Linked DNA regions of Homo sapiens: region 2 is linked to region 1. A link is a loop called in an ENCODE intact Hi-C map of the cell type or tissue named here. Cell type or tissue: K562. All regions are shown on one strand. Region 1 overlaps IQCH (IQ motif containing H). Region 2 overlaps IQCH (IQ motif containing H).

Evidence for each region. A loop is a pair of places that touch in the nucleus more often than their neighbours do. Peaks named below come from ENCODE experiments on the same cell type or tissue, not always from the same donor. Only the 100,000 strongest peaks of a DNase experiment are listed, where the experiment ranks them.
Region 2: a loop joins it to region 1, with 2.9 times the contacts of the local background. A loop is called at or near these places in 5 of 110 quality-filtered maps.

What each region holds. Positions count from the first base shown.
Region 1 is chr15:67,302,853-67,305,352 of GRCh38, forward strand. All of the region lies in intron 4 of IQCH (IQ motif containing H), which reads left to right. Among named protein-coding and RNA genes, the nearest start is that of IQCH, 49 kb to the left of the region's middle. In K562, a CTCF peak has its summit at 1,101; a DNase peak (open chromatin) is centred at 1,099.
Region 2 is chr15:67,432,721-67,435,220 of GRCh38, forward strand. All of the region lies in intron 16 of IQCH (IQ motif containing H), which reads left to right. The region is part of intron 3 of IQCH-AS1 (IQCH antisense RNA 1); the gene reads right to left. Among named protein-coding and RNA genes, the nearest start is that of C15orf61, 87 kb to the right of the region's middle. In K562, a CTCF peak has its summit at 970; a DNase peak (open chromatin) is centred at 971.

The sequences.
Region 1 (2,500 bases):
TCTCAAAACAACAACAACAACAACAACAAAAAACCATGCTATTAAAAAGTAAAAGGAAGATTTGGGATATCTGTTAAAGACCTTACCTAAACGTATCTATGCTTATCTAGCATACATTCTGTAGATATTTTTGTAGCCTTCTTCACTTTGACCTTAGGCACAGACCCTTTATAAATGCTTATGTCAAAGAAATAGATGGATCATGAACAAATCTGTCCAATTCCTACAACATTTTAACAACTGCATCAGATCACCCTCAAAACTAAGACACTTAATTGAAAGGAAAACAGTTAGGTTGCTCACAATACTTCTAACCTCCTTTTTAAAAAGTTGCGAAGCCTACATATTTTGACTCCATTTTTATGAAATGTCCAGAATAGATACATCAGGAGAGACAGAAAGTAGATTACTGGTTGCCTGGAACTAGTGGGAAGAGGGAATGGGGAGCAATTGCTAATGGGTATGAGGTCTCATTTTCGGGGGATGCACATGTTCTGGAATTAGATAGTGGTGATGGTTGTGAATATACTGAAAACCACTGAATTGTACACTTTAAAGGGGTGAATTTTATGGTATATGCATTATATTACAATTTTTAAAATCACAAAAGACTAGAAATTATTAGTAATACCATATTCCCTACGTGCCAAATTATTTTTTAGCCTCAAATCATAGAATCCCAAAGCTTGGGCATGGTTCCTCAAGAGACCATTAAGTCTAACATGCATTTTGTGAATAGAGAAACTGACTTCCATAGAGGTGAAGTGACTTACCCAAGGTCACACACAGCAGTCGAGAGGAGAGCTGGCACCTAGGTGTCCTGACAACTATCTAGTGCCCCTTGCCACCACCACTATGTGGCCCACTCTCATGGTTTATCAAGCATGTCAACAATAACTAATTTGAATTATTTAAAATGAGGAATAAGTGGTTCAGACAAGAGGCTTTTATTTTTTTCTAATGAAAGCATAAATTATTCTTACAGATAAGAGAATCTCTGTGAAGGAGTAGATAAATTTGTTGTGGTAAATTTACCAGGCCCAAACTGAGATTTACCTGTAAATGTCCCTAGAGGAAAGTGGCCACATTAACAGACCAAGGGAGCCCTCTACCTGTGTATTTGTAGTATAGATTTCATTGACAAAATCCTTGACCTGGAAAGCTAAAAAGAAATTAAGACCAGGTATTCTATCTAGTCCTTTGCCCACCTTGGTTGGCTTCCAGCATTATTTTTAAGAAAATGTGTCTGAGGATGTATTTGTGGGAGCAATGGGATACACGGAGGAAAATCTACACAAAGTTCCTTTTCTGTGAATAAAAGGGACTGATTAGCAGCCTAAATAAAAGATCCAAATATATTTTTTTCCAGTGAGAATTTCATTAAAATAATTATTTCCAAAGAACTTTAAACTCCTTTGAGGATATAAAATGTTAGTAAGCATTTTTGTTCATCCAGCATGAAAGTTTCATTGTTTCTTTGTTTCAGCGAAAGATAGGGTTGAATGTAAAAATCTTGCAGGATCCTGAAAACATCCACCACAGAGCTGCTGTAAATGCGAACTATGGAATCAGTTTGCCATATATTAATCAGAGAAAAGCATGTGTAAGTAATGAGTTGTTTTAATGAGCTCTTATTTTTTTAAGAAATAAAAGTCATTTATTAGTAGTGTAAGATGTAATGTAGATGTTAAGTAAAGATTGTGATCCTTTTGTCTTTGGAATTTTTTGGAGATGAAATGGCTCTCATTCTGTTTATAATTAGCAATGATTAAGAAAATGTAAGCCTGTTTTTGAAGACTTATTTGTAGCTCATTCAGATTTCTCTATTTTATTTGATATTCCTAAATAATCTAGTACCATAATTTTAACGAGGAAATAATTTACCAGCAAAAAGAATTAATAGAGAAATTTTAAATATTGTATTTCTTTGATAGTAGGCTTACCACTAGAAAAATCCAAATAAAACAACAGCACAGAATCCTCTTCCATTGTGTATACTGTCATAATATGCAAATATTTGAGAATATTATTCTAAATCTGAGGCAAGCAGGGACTAAGCCTTTATGTCAGCAAAATAGTGAGAGGGAAAAATAGTCAAATGTAGATCTGCAGTAAGAGATCTCAGAGTCAATGCCATTTTTGCCATTGACTAGATGCTACCTTGTCCTAAAGCAAGGATTGTACTCTATGTTGTGGAGTTTTCTTAGGAGAATTAAGAGTAGTGCTTCATTTTAGCTGGGAAATTATTTAATTTGAGATCATTTCTAACACTGAAAACAATTACTGAGGTAACATCTCTATTTTTTTAAATACATTTTTAACCTTTGGCTTCTTTCAAAAGCTCTTAAATGTATGCCTTGGTGAAATCAAAACTAAAAACAAGATTAATGTTAGGATTAAATTGCAAAGCCATTTCTAACTAGCATAATAGTCTCTTAGGTTAATCTTCCAAATTTCCTACACAGACATTTTCAACTGCCTACTTCATTCGTGTAACCCT
Region 2 (2,500 bases), 130 kb after region 1:
GAATACATTTATTTCAGAGAATGGAAAAACCAAAGTCTACAGAAATATCATAATTCCTTCTTGTTCACTGCTGTATACCCAGCACCTAGCACCCTGTCTAGCATATAATAGATGTTCAATAAATATTTATTTAATGAATGAATGAATACTTCTCTAAATCCCCCTCTAGTACTCTCATTTGCAAGATCTCCCCTATCTCTGTTTTCAAGATATACAAGGTATTCACCAAGGAAGCTCAATGAGATTTACTTTTTCTCTTTAGGGAAAGTATTTTATTTATATGGAAGAAGGCTAACAGAGTATATCTAAATTAAAATGTAATACGCCTTTGGTATTAACAGAAGTACCTATTATTCAGTGTTTTAAAGTGCTATAGTGGGCAGATTGTTAATCACAAGTTAATGCCTAGTGAAGGGAAAATACATCCCAAAGGACTTGGAAGCATTAAAGTAAAAGACCTTCTCCCTTTAAAAGGGCTGTATCTTTGTGTCAATGAAAGAGACCTATAATATGCAAGTAATAGTAATGATGATGGCAATGATGATGACTTCTACAATAAGCACATGGGCAATGATGACAAATTTTTCCAGTGAAAATTACAATTCTGTTTCTTAACACTGATAGTGCAGGTAAACTAGTGGCCAACTTTGCTATGTATATATTACCATTTGTGACTGTCCTTAAATGTTTGGTTAACCCCCCTTACACTGTAAACCTTCACACTGAGAAATATTGAACCCAAGCCTAAATATCAGCTCTTGGGTAGGATTTTGGTTGATCTGCATATAACGGACCTAATTCCTCTGTTTACATCAGCTGTTCCCCCAGGACTTCCTCAAAAGATGCCCATTCTCATCATGGAGCTCTTTGCTTCCTTTCAAATGAAACCAAGACACCTCTCTGCACTTAGGGATCTTTAACTTGAATCACCAGAAACATGGCCAGGGCGAGGAAAATCTGGACACTCACACTGCACCCTGCTGTCTCCAGCAGGTACTACATTTCTGCAGGACTCAGGAGGGCAGGAGGTAGGAAAAAAGGAAAAGGCTCCCTACTAATGCCAAGAAAGACCATAAGATTCTTCACCTATGAGCATTTATAGCTTGCCCCAGCATCCCAAAACAAAGCTGAAAGTTGTTTCTAGTTCCAGCTGTCACCTGTGGTCAAGACTTTTTATGTGATAAATTTTCTCTTACAAAATTGTCCTTCTCCGATCCCAGCTTTATTGAGGTATAACTAACCCAAAAAAAGTATTTTTATTTAAGGTGTACAACATGATATTTCAATATAATATACCTTGTGAAATGATTACCACAATCAAGCTAATTAACATATCCATCATCTCACTTGGATGTGTGTGTGTGTGTGGTCAGAAGTTAAGATCTACTCTCTTAGCAAATTTCAGGTATATAATATGTGGTTATTAACTATAGTCACCATGCTATACGTTAGGTCTCCAGAATTCATTCATCTTATAACTGAAGGTTTGTACACTTTAACCAGCATCTCCCCATTTCCCCCACCTTCCGACCCCTGGTAATCACTCATCTACTTTCTGTTGCTATAAGTTTGACTTTTTTGGATTCCACATGTAAGTGAGATCATGCAGTATTTGTCTTTCTGTGTCTGGCTTATTTCACTTAGCATATTATCCTCCAGGTTCATTCATATTGTCATGAATGACAGAATTTCCTTCTTTTTTAAGGCTAAATAATATTCCAATGTGTATATACATGCATACATATATACACACACACCACAATTTCTTCATCCTTTCATCTGTCATCAACTGACACTTAGGTTGTTTCCACGTCTTGGCTATTATGAATAATGCTGCAATGGACACGGCAGTGCAGATATCTCTTCAAGATTTTATTTTCTTTGGCTACGCACTCAGAAGTGGGATTGGTGGATCATATGGTAGTTCTGTGTTTAAGTTTTTGAGGAACCTCCATACAGTTTTCCACAGTGGCTGTACTAATTTACATTCCCACTAACAGTGTATAAGGGTTCCCTTTCTCCACATTCTCACCAATACTTATCTTTTGTCTTTTCTTTTCTTTTCTTTTTTTTTTTTTTTTGAGACGGAGTCTGACTCTGTTGCCCAGGCCAGAGTGCAGTGGCGTGGCTCACTGCAACCTCTGCCTCTAGGGTTTAGCGATTCTCCTGCCTCACCTACTGAGTAGCTGGGACTACAAGCGCGTCACCACGCCTGTATTTTTGTATTTTTTTTTAATTTTTTTGTATTTTTGTATTTTGTATCTTTGTTTTTTTTTTAATTTTTTTTAATTTTTTTAAGCTAATTTTTGTATTTTTAGTAGAGATGGGGTTTCACCATGTTAGCCAGGGTGGTCTCGAACTCCTGACCTCGTGATCCACCCGCCTCTGCCTCCCAAAGTGCTGGCATTACAGATGTGAGCCACTGCACCCAGCCTTCTTTTGTCTTTTTGATAATAGCCATCTGAAGAGGTGTGAAGTGATATCTCACTGTGGGTTTGAT